Regions from separate parts of the Homo sapiens genome. Here all the other regions are linked to region 2. The links are chromatin contacts, found by Hi-C or POLR2A ChIA-PET in ENCODE. All regions are on one chromosome and are shown on one strand. Each heading gives the region's core, a stretch centred on a gene start or an enhancer-like site at or near the end of the contact. The rest is flanking DNA. Distances are from core to core; before and after follow the strand shown. Region 1 holds the start of TADA2A (transcriptional adaptor 2A). Region 2 holds the start of PIGW (phosphatidylinositol glycan anchor biosynthesis class W). Region 3 holds the start of CCL5 (C-C motif chemokine ligand 5). Region 4 holds the start of SNHG30 (small nucleolar RNA host gene 30). Region 5 holds the start of CCL15-CCL14 (CCL15-CCL14 readthrough (NMD candidate)).

What was found. Hi-C counts contacts between places; a loop is a spot of excess contacts on that map. ChIA-PET counts read pairs that join two places held with the same protein, here RNA polymerase II (POLR2A). Pooled maps may share reads with other maps.
Region 1: a loop to region 2 is called in a pooled map, with 7 times the contacts of the local background. The contact joins the promoter of TADA2A here to the promoter of PIGW in region 2. A Hi-C loop is called at or near these places in 4 of 37 single-sample maps with no recorded cell type and 12 of 50 pooled maps. POLR2A ChIA-PET finds 5 or more read pairs at or near these places in 3 of 52 experiments (Caco-2, MCF 10A and WTC11).
Region 3: a pooled map shows a loop between it and region 2 (6-fold over the local background). The contact joins the promoter of CCL5 here to the promoter of PIGW in region 2. A Hi-C loop is called at or near these places in 3 of 50 pooled maps. POLR2A ChIA-PET finds 5 or more read pairs at or near these places in 3 of 52 experiments (HEK293, IMR-90 and activated B cell).
Region 4: a map of ascending aorta shows a loop between it and region 2 (8-fold over the local background). The contact joins the promoter of SNHG30 here to the promoter of PIGW in region 2. A Hi-C loop is called at or near these places in 2 of 168 maps with a recorded cell type or tissue (B cell and ascending aorta) and 11 of 50 pooled maps. POLR2A ChIA-PET finds 5 or more read pairs at or near these places in 2 of 52 experiments (activated B cell and activated naive CD4-positive, alpha-beta T cell).
Region 5: a loop to region 2 is called in a pooled map, with 2.0 times the contacts of the local background. The contact joins the promoter of CCL15-CCL14 here to the promoter of PIGW in region 2. A Hi-C loop is called at or near these places in 1 of 50 pooled maps. POLR2A ChIA-PET finds 5 or more read pairs at or near these places in 2 of 52 experiments (CD8-positive, alpha-beta memory T cell and H1).

The regions. Positions count from the first base shown.
Region 1 is chr17:37,405,459-37,408,158 of GRCh38, reverse strand. TADA2A (transcriptional adaptor 2A) reads right to left here and starts at 1,273. Exons shown (of 16, transcript NM_001166105.3): 1 at 1,210-1,273. ACACA (acetyl-CoA carboxylase alpha) reads left to right here and starts at 1,323. Exons shown (of 56, transcript NM_198834.3): 1 at 1,323-1,897. The coding sequence starts at 1,860. RefSeq lists an enhancer at 1-141.
Region 2 is chr17:36,533,575-36,536,274 of GRCh38, reverse strand. It overlaps PIGW (phosphatidylinositol glycan anchor biosynthesis class W), which reads right to left and starts at 1,288. Exons shown (of 2, transcript NM_001346754.2): 1 at 683-1,288. MYO19 (myosin XIX) reads left to right here and starts at 1,407. Exons shown (of 26, transcript NM_001163735.2): 1 at 1,407-1,514; 2 at 2,171-2,322. RefSeq lists an enhancer at 2,041-2,700.
Region 3 is chr17:35,879,016-35,881,715 of GRCh38, reverse strand. It overlaps CCL5 (C-C motif chemokine ligand 5), which reads left to right and starts at 1,356. Exons shown (of 3, transcript NM_002985.3): 1 at 1,356-1,486. The coding sequence starts at 1,411. All of the region lies in intron 1 of LOC105371745 (a long non-coding RNA gene), which reads right to left.
Region 4 is chr17:35,566,815-35,569,514 of GRCh38, reverse strand. SNHG30 (small nucleolar RNA host gene 30) reads right to left here and starts at 1,401. Exons shown (of 2, transcript NR_135479.1): 1 at 1,014-1,401. It also overlaps the pseudogene RPL39P32. RefSeq lists enhancers at 1,535-1,664, 1,365-2,047.
Region 5 is chr17:36,000,697-36,003,396 of GRCh38, reverse strand. CCL15-CCL14 (CCL15-CCL14 readthrough (NMD candidate)) reads left to right here and starts at 1,359. Exons shown (of 7, transcript NR_027922.3): 1 at 1,359-1,980. It overlaps CCL15 (C-C motif chemokine ligand 15), which reads left to right and starts at 1,844. Exons shown (of 4, transcript NM_032965.6): 1 at 1,844-1,980. The coding sequence starts at 1,905. LOC107985068 (a long non-coding RNA gene) reads right to left here and starts at 1,868. Exons shown (of 2, transcript XR_001752854.2): 1 at 1,781-1,868.

The DNA of each region.
Region 1 (2,700 bases), core at 24-2,523, 870 kb before region 2:
TCTCAGCACTTTGGGAGTCCCAGGTGGGCAGATAACCTGAGGTCAGGAGTTCGAGATCAACCTGGCCAACACAGCGAAACCCCATCTCTACTAAAAATACAAAAAATAGCCAGGTGTGGTGGCGGGCGCCTGTAATCCCAGGTACTCGGGAGGCTGAGGCAGGAGAATCGCTTGAACCTGGGAGGCAGAAGTTGCAGTGTGTTGAGATGGCGCCATTGCACTCCAGCCTGGGCGAAAGAAACGCCATCTCAAAAAATAAAAAAATAGTAGGGCCGGGCGTGGTGGCTCACGCCTGTAATCCCAGCACTTTGGGAGGCCGAGGCGGAAGGATCACTTGAGGTCAGGAGTTCGAGACCAGCCTGGCCAACATGGTGAAACCCCACCTCTGCTGAAAATACAAATATTAGCTGGGCGTGGTGGCCCACGCCTCAGGCACGAGAATCGCTTGAGCCTGGGAGGCGGAGATTGCAGTGAGCCGCGATCGTGCCACTGCACTGCAGTACAGCCTAGGAGAAAAAAAAAAAAAGGCAAAAAAGCACAATATTGCAGTCTGCAGAATCTTCTTTCTCCCCCTTTCACAAGAGACCACATTCTGACACCAACTTCCGTGGAAACACTGGCGCTAGCTCCAAACTAACAATCGCCAAATTCGAATCAGTTACCGGGAGAAGGAAGTGAGGCACTTCGCCGGGCAGGAGTCCACGTTGGGAGGAGGAAAGGCGCAGGCTCCCGAGTTGTGGAGCCAACGTTCAAATCCTTACGGGGTGGGACCGGCCTGGGCCAGTCATTTTACCTGCGCCTCAGCTCTAACAGGGTACTGAAATACCTACTTTGGGGGGCCTGCTAGGAAATTCAAATGGGCAACGCTGGTCAGGGGCATCTGGCACAGTGGCCATTCTTGGTAGAGCTACGCGCTCCAGGGCTGAGCGGGAAATGGCGAGGCCGGGGCACTGGGGCACCGCCCAGACGCGGGGCGGGCCCCCGGGGTCAGGCCCGGCCCCACACCGCCCTCCCCCACAGAGCGGCGAGGCCCGCCGCTGCCCGCCCGCCGGCCCGCCAGCCTGCCGCGTCAAGCCCGCCGCCGGGGCCCGCAGCCCGCGACTCCTCCCCCGCCGCACCTCGTGGCCCCCGCTTCTCCCTAGTCCCGCTAGAGGGGCTCGCGCTCCGCCACCCGCCCGCCCGCCCGCCCAGCGCTGCCTGGCGCCTCACCTCGCCGAGACCCCCTAATCCGCGCCAAAGAGCCGCCGGTCGCGCGCGCCTCCGGGCTTTGCGTGCGCGCCCCCGGGCGGCGCAGTGGCGAGCGCGCCGCGTGCCGCGCGCCCGCCGCCTCCGCCCCTCGGCCGTGGAGGCCCCCGCCGGGTGCTGAGCGCCCGCCACCGCCCTCTTGGCCTTTTCCCGGTCCCCGCCGCGCGCCTGCTGCTGTCCCCGTGCCCGAGGACTGGGAGGATGGGGCTGAGCCGCTTGCCTGACTTTTGATCCGACCAGTAATCACTTTGCCCGTGTGGCGCGTGGCCCGTTGCCTGAGGCTTCCTGGCGCGTGGGGCTGTTTGGTCCCCTCCGGAGTGCGGTGAGGCGGGCCGAGCCGGGACTGCCTGGGTTTGGGGATAACGTTCCCATCTCCACCCCTGTTGCAGCAAGGGAAATTGAGGCTGAGGGAACTGGGCCCAGGGACGGCGAGCCGTGGCGCCTCTCCAGTCCGGGCCCCGAAGGGCTGCTCGTGGATGAACCAGACTGATTTTAAGGGGTGAAGAGGGTGCGTTTCAATCAGATGCTCCTGGAACGTCGAAATTGTCTTCTTTGGAAAGAACCATCCCCTCTTTGGGCTTCAGAGGCCCAAATTGAGGCGCAATGATGAGAGGATGTGGTGGTCTACTCTGATGTCAATCTTGAGGGCTAGGTATGTCCCAAGATCTCTTATTACTGCTGTTAATGATGATTCTAATAGCTACCATTTGTCGAGTACTTATTGCATGCCAGACATTGCACAAAGCAGGTTACACATACGGTCTCATTTAAAACTTGTGAGGTAGGCACCTGTTGTTATCCCTATTTTCCAGGTGAAGAAATCTAGGCACTGACATAAATAACTTGGGATCACACTGCTAGGAAGTACTGGGGAAGGGAATTCAAACCATGGTTTATCTGAACTATATAACTGTTACATCTATTTAGAAGTCTGCCTTTGATAAATTTGCCCAACCTTTTTTTAGAATTCACTTACACTTTATGCCTGTGTGAACCCTTTCATTCTTTTTTGGTATATGCATAATACAAGTTCATTCCAAAAAAAAAAAAAAAAAAAAGCCCTGCCGGGCGCGGTGGCTCACGCCTGTAATTCCAGCACTTTGGCAGGCCGAGGCGGGCGGATCACAGGGTCTGGAGTTCTAGACCAGCCTGACCAACATGGTGAAATCCCGTCTCTACTAAAAATACAAAAAATTACGCGGGTGTGGTGGCAGGCACCTGTAATCCCAGCTACTCCGGAGGCTGAGGCAGTAGAATCGCTTGAACCCTGGGGGCAGAGGTTACAATGAGCCAAGATCTTGCCATTCCACTCCAGCCTGGGCAACGAGAGCGAAACTCTGTCTCAAAAAGAAAAGAAAAGGAAAGAAAAACCACCTCCCACCAGGTTAAATAAATAATTAACATTTTGGTATGTACCCTTCCAGACATTTTCCTATGCATCACATCAATAAATAT
Region 2 (2,700 bases), core at 39-2,538:
CCCCTGCAGTGATTTCTGGATCCCCAGGCTGCTCCTTTCCTCATTTACAGACAGCTATGTTTTCAGGTTAGGATGGAAGTAGGTACGGTGGGTGCATTAAGAATGGATGTATAGCACATACTAGTGTTAGTTGCTCTTTTATTAAGGGTTGTAAAACACCTCTGAATGCCACACATCATTGTCTGAAAAACGGCATACTGGAAGAACACATTTGTTGGTTAAACATGAACCTAGAGTTTCTAAATGTACCATGAGCTGAATAAGTAAGTGAATGCATGCGTGCATTATGGCCTGTCTGGAACCTGTGACAATATCTCACAGTAACCAACTCAAATCAGTTGACCATTAAAAATAAAAGTCCTAGCCGAGAGAAGTGGTTCATGCCTGCAATCCTAGCGCTTTGGGAGGAGAGAGGATCGCTTAAGGCCAGGAGTGAAAAAAAAAAAAAGAAAAATTAAAAATTAGCTGAGCGTGGTGGTGCGCGCCTGTAATGCCAGGCTGAGGCGGGAGGATCGCTTGAGCCCAGAGGTGGAAGGCAGCAGTGAGCCGAGATCGCGCCACTGCACTCCTACCTGGGCGACAGAGCGAGACTCCGTCTCTTAAAAAATAAACATAAAAATAAAAAGTCTTTTTCCTAACAGACGCCCGACCTGGCCGCGCCCTACCCGTATACCTCACGTACTCCAAATGGTGCCGGCGCCCCCAGCAGACGGTCTACGTGGGAAGGGCAGCCGGACTGCCGCTGCACCCGCCAAACCACGCGGGAACCAGCCGCTTCCGCCTCCCGCGCGGCACTTCCGGCCGACGCAGGCAGCTGGCACTTCCGGGCCGGCCGATTCCGCGCGTCTCCGCCCATCATGGCGCTCGTGCCAGTGTCCCGTGGGCTACCCACTCCTGTCATGTCCTTTGGGCTGGTGCAGGCCAGATCTTCTAGGGCCGTAGCCCTGAGAGGAGCGCCTGGAGAGGAAACGGCGCGCCATGCACCTCACACGGCCCCTCAGACCTCACGGCGAGGCCCTATCAGGGTAATGGTGTCCGCCGGCCTCGCACAACACTCCGCCGCACTCGCACAAGACTCCGCCGCGGCGACCTCTACTGAAAGACCCCCAGTCCTGGTGTCGCCCGAAGGCCCAGGAAACCGTGCTTCCGCGCTTCTCCCCCAGAACGTGGGAAGCTGCCGCTTTACCCTCATTTTACCCCAGGGTCGCAAAACATCTCACCGTAGTTGAAGCCAGCAAGCCGGACCAGGCGTCCCGGCCAAGCCACGTGCGCGCCCCGCGCCGCGAGTGCTCGCCCCGCCCCTAGGGAGGAGCCGGCCGACCCCCGGCCACTTAGCAGTGCCGCAGCCGACGGGGTGCGGTTCGGCGCTCCCAGGTTCCTTTCCTCACTGCACGCTCTTGCCCCTCCTCTTTTCTCTCCTGCCCGTGTTCTTCCCGCCGCCTGACCTGGCCCGCCCGCCTTTCCAGTCTGGCCGGGCGGGGGCCTGAAGCACGGCGGCTCGGGCCGTGGGACCGGTGAGTGTCAACCCGAACCTATATCTGAAGCCCTTCAGACGCGGAAGGGGCTTGGGAGGCCAGTTTGCCCCGCAGCGGTGAGGAAGAAGTAGGCGTCTCCACCTCCCCTTCCAAAGCGCCGTTTCCCTCCTTTTTGCCTTTTCCTTTTGACCCTCTTGTGTCTCACGAGGGGGTAGCCCAGCTCTTGGCTCTTGCTTGAAACAAGTCTTTCTTGATCACCCTCCACCTTTCCACCTGGCCGGCAGGGGGCGGCCTGGGGGGAGAGGGTCCTTGCTCCACTCTTCGCCCAGCTGAGGACCCCGGGAGGGGGCGGCTGGTCCCGGGAGGTGTCAGGGCAGCTGCGCCCTTGGCTGGGGTCACGTCCACCTTCCTGGGAAGGACATACTCTCCCCGTGCCAGGTGCTTCCGGAACGGCATCCCAGCCCTGGGTTTGCGGCACGACGCCCGGACCTTGAGTCCCCGGTTCCCGCCGGGAACCTGGGGGCGGAGCCAGCTGGACTGATGAGATCCTTACCCAGCGCTTCTCAGCGTCTGCCCTCCCACTGTCCTCCATGCCTAGAAAGAAACAGTCTGAGAAGGAGGGACTGGTGATCAGGTTGCCACTTGCCTTGATTCGGTGTTCCATTTACTCATTACCGTCTCCTTTCTGCCCACAGTGTTCACACCCTTTCCAGAAATTCTTGGCTGGTAACCGCGAAACCGACTGGAGCAGGAGCTGGGAGAACTGGAGAAAACTGCTCTAATCTCACTTGACTCCAGCTAGGAGCTGATGCTGCATCGTAATAACATTTGCAGAGCGCTTTCACAGGTATTAGCCCCTTTAACGCTTCATTTAGCCCCGTGAGATCTGGATATTATCACTCCGTTTTGTAAACGAGGAAACAGAGTGAGGCTTAGTTCTTGGGTTCTGTGCCAGGGGCCTTGGGTTTTGGATTCAAACCCCAAACCTGTTGTGCTGCCCCTCTGGACCTATTGCTTGAGATGAGTTCCCAGTTGAAAGAGCTTTGTTCTCTGGAGCCCTCTGCATGGCTGTCCCTTGGATGGGGTACAGTCAGTGTCCAGGGTCAGGATCTTTTAGGGCTGTAGCACCACACCTTAAGTGGTCCAGCACGGTCCTGATACCTGTTTCCGCCTCAATTGTCCTTTTTCCAGCTTCTATGGAAGTCCCTATCCCTGGGTTCTTTAA
Region 3 (2,700 bases), core at 107-2,606, 650 kb after region 2:
AGACTGTCTCAATAATAATAATAATAATAATAATATTATTATTATTATTCAGATGCCAATTTCAGCCTAGCCCGGACCAAATTGTTGCTAATTCTGAACTACTAAAATAGGAATTGATGAAGACTTACTGTATCCAGTTCTTTGGAATGCAGTAAGGACCCTAGCTCTAATCCAGAAGTTCCACATGGGTTCAGTTTTGAGGATACTCCTAACCACGAACCCTTTAATGTTGGGCAGTACTTAATGGACAGAGCACTGAAGTGGGAGTGAGGGCAACTGGGTTCTGATCCCAACTCTGTCATTCATTTGCTGTGTGTTCTTAGCAAGTCACTCCTGCTCACTGGGCCTTGGTTTCCTCTTGTGCAACTGAAGAACATGGAAAAAATGATCCCTAAAGTCCTTTGAAGCTTTCATATTCTGTAACTTTTGTGCCCAAGAAGGCCTTACAGTGAGATGGGATCCCAGTATTTATTGAGTTTCCTCATTCATAAAATGGGGATAATAATAGTAAATGAGTTGACACGCGCTAGGACAGTGGAATAGTGGCTGGCACAGATAAGCCCTCGGTAAATGGTAGCCAATAATGATAGAGTATGCTGTAAGATATCTTTCTCTCCCTCTGCTTCTCAACAAGTCTCTAATCAATTATTCCACTTTATAAACAAGGAAATAGAACTCAAAGACATTAAGCACTTTTCCCAAAGGTCGCTTAGCAAGTAAATGGGAGAGACCCTATGACCAGGATGAAAGCAAGAAATTCCCACAAGAGGACTCATTCCAACTCATATCTTGTGAAAAGGTTCCCAATGCCCAGCTCAGATCAACTGCCTCAATTTACAGTGTGAGTGTGCTCACCTCCTTTGGGGACTGTATATCCAGAGGACCCTCCTCAATAAAACACTTTATAAATAACATCCTTCCATGGATGAGGGAAAGGAGGTAAGATCTGTAATGAATAAGCAGGAACTTTGAAGACTCAGTGACTCAGTGAGTAATAAAGACTCAGTGACTTCTGATCCTGTCCTAACTGCCACTCCTTGTTGTCCCCAAGAAAGCGGCTTCCTGCTCTCTGAGGAGGACCCCTTCCCTGGAAGGTAAAACTAAGGATGTCAGCAGAGAAATTTTTCCACCATTGGTGCTTGGTCAAAGAGGAAACTGATGAGCTCACTCTAGATGAGAGAGCAGTGAGGGAGAGACAGAGACTCGAATTTCCGGAGGCTATTTCAGTTTTCTTTTCCGTTTTGTGCAATTTCACTTATGATACCGGCCAATGCTTGGTTGCTATTTTGGAAACTCCCCTTAGGGGATGCCCCTCAACTGGCCCTATAAAGGGCCAGCCTGAGCTGCAGAGGATTCCTGCAGAGGATCAAGACAGCACGTGGACCTCGCACAGCCTCTCCCACAGGTACCATGAAGGTCTCCGCGGCAGCCCTCGCTGTCATCCTCATTGCTACTGCCCTCTGCGCTCCTGCATCTGCCTCCCCATGTAAGTCCTGGTCTTGACCACCACAGCCCCTGGAGTCAGACTCTGCCTAGAATGCCTACCCCATCCCAATGACTGTCCCACACCTTGCCCTCTTTTCAACTGTAGCATGAATACTGTCTGAACCCCATTATTTACATTCTTATGAATTGTCTTACCCATATGTCCTGTTGTCCTTGAGAGATCTCTATGCTGCTTCATGGCAGGGATCTCCTGATCAGTTTTTCTGTCTTTAAGGTCTACACCCTCAAGGCCTACAGGTGTTCACTGAGTGTGGACTCATGTTGGGGAGATTAGTAGTCATGAGTAGCTCACACTGACTTTGAAACACGTCTGACTCATGCCTGTCAGCAGCAGGGTTTCTAAGAAATTTAACTAAACTAAAACTTCCTGAGACCCTGAGACAGCCATATTCTCTCTCATTTCATAAATGTAAAAAAAATTGGCTTATGAGAGGGTATGTGGCTTTATTAGAGTGAATACATTTAAAAAACAAATAAAAACAAGGAGAGGATAATAAAAGCTAATTAAATGGTTACTATGGATCAGGCATTGTGCTGATTTTGGCACATCTTTTTTTTTTTTTTTTTTTTTTTTGAGATGGAGTCTTCGCTCTGTCGCCCAGGCTGGAGTGCAGCGGCACGATCTCGGCTTACTGCAAGCTCCGTCTCCCGGGTTCATGCCATTCTCCTGCCTCAGCCTCCGGAGTAGCGGGGACTACAGGCACCCGCCACCACACCCTGCTAATGTTTTGTATTTTTTAGTAGAGACGGGGTTTCACCATGTTAGCCAGGATGGTCTCGATCTCTTGACCTCGTGATCCGCCCGCCTCGGCCTCCCAAAGTGCTGGGATTACAGGCGTGAGCCACCGTGCCCAGCCGATTTTTGTACATCTTATTTAATACCCACAACCCTTCTTTGAGTAGCTGTCCTTGATGTACAGATGGGAAAACAGAGAGGTTAAGTAACTTGTCCATGGAGGCACACAGCTAGGAAATGGGGAGACTGGTATTCAAACCTGGTTCCATCTTGCTGGGAAAATAAAAACTACTCCTCTGCTGGGAAGTGGCAACTGATGCTTCCCAACGTCATCTTGAATTAACTGACCAACAAGAAGTTCTCTGTTGAGAGCCCTTCTCACTGAAGCTCAACCAGAGCTCCCAAGATACAATATGCATCTCCAGGCCCTTCTTAGGATCCTGGCTGAGTCATGGAGC
Region 4 (2,700 bases), core at 152-2,651, 970 kb after region 2:
TTTTTTTTTTAAAGATTTTTAACATTATTTGGATTCTTAGTTTGTGGGAAAAGAGTAAGATAGACACATCTAGATTGTTATATAGCTCAGGCTTTTTAAGGGGGATATTTAAACATACAGTATATAACTTTAAAATGCCCAGGTGTGGGGAGATTTGCCTTATCACTCAAAAAAAGGGTCAAGAGTAATCATTCCAAGTTTAGGTTGAAGTGGGTAAGATTACAGCCAGAGATTAAAAGCTCACACATCCATAAGCAAGGTCCCAGTCAGGCATCTGGAAGGGCAAAGGGATGGCTCTGTGCTGGCTGAGTAAAAGGCGCTTTCATGGAGGGATAAATACCCACCCTAAGTATACTTTTTAAACTTTACTCAAGGCCGGGAGCGGTGGCTTTGGCCTGTAATCCCAGCACTTTGGGAGGCCGAGGCGGGTGGATCACGAGGTCAGGAGTTCAAGACCAGCCTGGCCAACATGGTGAAACCCCATCTCTACTAAAAACGCAAAAATTAGCCGGGCGTGGTGGTGTGCGCCTGTAATCCCAGCTACTTGGGAGGCTGAGGCTGAGAACTGCTTGAACCCGGGAGGCGGCGGTTGCAGTGAGCCGAGATAGCGCCACTGGACTCCAACCTGGGAGGCAGAGCGAGACTCCCGTCTCAAAAAAAAAAAAAAAACAAAACAAAAATAAACTTTACTCAAATATCACTTTCTGTTAAATGTCCTTAATTCCTTCAATCATCCCCCTCTTCTAACTCTCACAGCACTTTCTTCCACTACGGCACGCATCACACGCCAACTACTCACCAGTTCACGTTTTCCGCCCTCTCTCCCACTTGCCCAATCACAGAGTTCCTAAAGAACCAGGACTATGTTCTACTAGTCTTTGTAGCCACTGCACTCGGAATGGTGCCTAGTACATAGGAATGAGCGTTTAATTCATTGAATGAGCGACTCTTCCTACTAAACCCTAAGCTCCTAGATTATAAAAGCATCAACACAAGTTATAAATCCGACTTACCTCCAACATTTCACGTAGGTAAAGACCATACCTCAAGCACCTCCAAGCCCTCATTTCCCCAGCCTCTACCTCATGGCCCTCTGCACAGCCATCTGCGCACAACCAGTGCTTACACACAGGAGGCCCTCAAAATAATACTAATAATCTAAGGTCCAAATCCCACGAACTCCCGGGAAGACTGAGAGTGAGGCTGGAGCCAAGGCTTGAACCAAACACCCAGGAAGGAATCTGCAGCCCGCTTTTCTAAGTCGTAAAACTCCTACGACCTGGACTCTCTCAGGAAGCCTGCTCCGGCCTGAGGAGGATGGAGGTAGCCAAGCTCTCCAGATTTCTGTCCCGGGCCAAAGGTGCTTCCAGCTTCCCTCTCCTTTGCTTCTCCGCCCGGCTCAGGTCTTACAGCCTAGCGCGGCTCTCGCCGAACAACCAATCCCACGGCGGCCATCGGGTCACGTGGGCGCCCCTGAGGCGGGGCTGGTGGGAGGAGCAGCCAATCGAAGGCCGAGGCCAACGTCAGGGGTGGAGCAAAAGGGATGGCGGACGCATCTTTTCCGTCACTTCTTTGCGTCGCGGTCTCTATCCTGAGAGACCAGTCGCTTTCCAAGTTCTGAGCAATTCTCCCCCGCCCCCTCCACAATTCCTCGCCGTCGGCCGTCGGGGTGACTGTTAGGCAGAGTGGTTTTGCCTGTACCCTGTTTCATAACTGGGAATGAGCATTTGAGGCAGGATTATAGTGTGTGTGCCCTGGGATTGCGGGAAGAAATGGTTTTGGGTTTTTTTTTTTTTTTTTTTTGTGACAGGGTCTCACTCAAGTCGCCCAGGCTGGAGTGCAGTGGCGCGATCTCGGCTCACTGCCACTTCCGCCTCCCAGGCTCAGGCTATTCTCCTGCTTCGGCCTTCTGAGCAGCTTGGATTACAGGCAGGCGTCACCACGCCCGGCTGATTTTATTTATTTATTTATTTATTTATTTATTTATTTATTTATTTTCCTGAGATGGAGTTTCGCTCTGTCGCCCAGGCTGCAGTGTAGTGGCGCGATCTCGGCTCACTGCAACCTCCGCCTCCCAGGTTCAAGCGGTTCTCGTGCCTCAGCCTCCCGAGTAGCTGTATTACAGACACCCATCATCATGCCGGGCTAATTTTTGTACTTTTGTAGAGACGGGGTTTCAACGTGTTGGCCAGGCTGGTCTTGAACTCCTGACCTCAGGTGATCCTACCGCCTCGGCCTCCCACAGTGCTGGGATTACAGGCGTGAGCCACCGTGCCCGGCCTCAACTGTGTTTAGATTGGTGGGGGGCAGAGAGCGAAAGGAGGGAAAGCTATTGCAATGGTCCAGGTGAGAGCTAATAGGAGCTTAAATTAGATTGGCAGTGGAAATAGAGGAGTGGCATATGAAAGGCGAATGAGGATTGTGATGAATGTTAGACAGGAATGGGTAAAAGGACATGAAGAAGTAAAATGGAGAGTCTTCTGTACCAGACCCACTCAAGGCCTCTTTCGTTCGTTAAGGATTGGAGAGATTAGACAGTGAAGACAATGTGCCTTTGCGCGTGCTATTTCCTCTACCTGGTTTATCTTTCTCCCATCCATCTCCCTTTCTCTCAACCTGTTGCTTGCTTGCTTTCTTTTTTTTTTTTGAAATGAAAGGTCTCACATATTTATTACTGAACTCAGCCAACCAAAGCGTTCA
Region 5 (2,700 bases), core at 110-2,609, 530 kb after region 2:
AACACTGAAAAGGGACACCTGGCCCAGCCTCGTGGGAGCGACAGCCAAGAAGTCTTTCTGGCAGAGCTGACTGCTGAGTAGAGTTAATGGGTTGCTAGGAATTAGTATTGCACAGGGCCAATTTACCCATTAGGCATTTAGTATTGGGGTCCTGAAAAAAAAAATTAACTCCAAAAGAAAAAAGTATAAAATCTAAATTAATAGGTGCATCACTATTTAAACTTAATATGCATTTAAATGCCATTACATTAGAAACTAGAGGAGTTGTGCATATAAGGAGAACCCTATTCTGAAGGACTTTCTACACTCATACACAAACCTTGGAGTTGACTCAAGTCCATGAGAAGCCACTGGCAGATTCTGTTTGAAAAATCACAGCCAAGTTCGCAGATTAGAGAATTCCCTCTGGTGGCCACCCTTTATCATAGGCTTTGGAGGCACTTGAAGGTCCAAGATGGGGTGGTTAGAACTTGACGTGGCATCATCAGTGCCTGGGAAGGTCTTCTAGCCTCTAATCTTGAGATTTTCCAGTTCTCCATTTTCGTGGCCAGCTTGACTCATTCTTACCTTTGAAGTCCCTTTGTTTGGGAGGCCGAGGCAGGTGGATCACCTGAGGTCAGTAGTTCGAGACCAACCTGACTAATATGGTGAACACCCCCGTCTCTACTAAACATACAAAATTAGCTGAGTGTGGTGGCACATGCCTGTAATCCCATCTACTCAGGAGGCTGAGGCAGGAGAATCGCTTGAACCCAGAAGGTGGAGTTTGCAGTGAGTGAGAATGCACCACTGCACTCCAGCCTGGGCAACAAGAGCAAAACTCCGTCTCAAAAAAAAAAAAAATCCCTGTTTCATAGTAGGTAGTTATTCAGACATGAGCAGGGCGGGAGAGCCCCCTGCCCCACCATGAATGTCAGACAACCATCAGATGATGGTCAGGCAGTTGTTACACTGTCTCTCTAAAACAGTAATTGGTCAAAGCCAGCACCAGCAAAGACAGTCTCCCAATAGATAGAAATATCTCAAACTGGTGATCAACAGTTTCCCATTAAGATCTCAGGAGTCAGGCAAGTAGGCTCAAGTATGTGCACTAAGAGGCAAAATGGCAGAGTTCAACTGGTATGTGACCTAGGAACACTTGACTGGTCAAGAAGGAATGCCTCAAGTGAGCATGCGTACAACTCCAGTAAGCACACTGTGCATGCAGCCCCTCCCTAGTGCTGGCAGACCACTGCGCATGCGGAATGCCAGCATATAAAACCCCAATCCAAAGGTCAAACCAGGCACTTGAATCTCTCCAGTCACCTGCTTGGCACTTTTCCAAGTGTTCTTTACTTTCATTCCTGCTCTAAATCTTGTCTCGGTCTCTCACTCTGCCTTATACCCCTCAGTTGAATTATTTCTTCTGAGGAGGCAAGAACTGAGGCTGCTGCAGACTGATATGGATTCACCACTGCTAACACCTCCTGGTTGGAACTACAGGAATAGAACTGGAAAGGGAAAAAAGGCAGCATTCACCACATCCCAATCCTGAATCCAAGAGTCTAAGATAGTCCCCCACTCCTATCTCAGGCTTAGAGGATTAGATTAATCTCCTGGAGGGAAGACTCTTCCTTGAAACATTTTTTTTTATCTGCCTGTAGCTATTGGGATAATTCGGGAAATCCACAGGGACAGTTCAAGTCATCTTTGTCCTCTACTTTCTGTTGCACTCTCAGCCTTGTTCTCTTTTTAGAAACTGCATGGTAACTATTATATAGCTAAAGAAGAGCATTCTGACCTCTGCCCTGGGACTTCCTGGATCCTCCTCTTCTTATAAATACAAGGGCAGAGCTGGTATCCCGGGGAGCCAGGAAGCAGTGAGCCCAGGAGTCCTCGGCCAGCCCTGCCTGCCCACCAGGAGGATGAAGGTCTCCGTGGCTGCCCTCTCCTGCCTCATGCTTGTTGCTGTCCTTGGATCCCAGGCCCAGTTCACAAATGGTGAGTCCAGTGAGCTTTCTCCCAGGTGACCAGGTCCATGGTAACTCAAGCTCTGGGACGGAGACATGTTGTGACTACTCTCCAGCCCAGACATGGTTATGGAACTTATTTAAAAAGCACCAGCAGGGTATAGACCTGGCTCTGTCTGCAGCCTTTGGACCCTGGCGGGGAAAGGTACACAGATGACTGGTCCCATTTGGGGCCAATTATTTCCCTTTTCACAGCAAAAATTATCTGATTTTTTCCCTTAGCTGATATTTTAGCTGGAACAAAAGAACTGTAATTAAATTGTAAATTTGTAAAAAGAATCATACAATTTTATGGTGCTAGAACTGCTATCTACCATCTGGTGTAAAATTATGATTTGTGAGAGGAAAAGGAACCAGCCAGGTAAGTGACTCACCCAAGATCACTGTCTCACTTGTTCCTGTGGAATCTTAATTTGTGGAGGTGAATGTCAACGCAAAGAGGTCAATGACATTGAAAAAAGAATGTATTATTTACATTTCCCAAGAGAAGGAGGTACACCGTGACACACGGGGCCCCAAGGGAAGCATCCAGGGCAGGAGTCACGGGCAGGAGTCACGGGCAGGAGTCACAAACAGGAGGGAAGGGACAACCTATGCCAGAACCTTTATTGGGGTTTCTCGGGGGAAAGCAAGGCAGCACAGAGCATACACTTTAGGGCTGGGTAGTCTGAATAAGCCTTTCAGGCTTTGG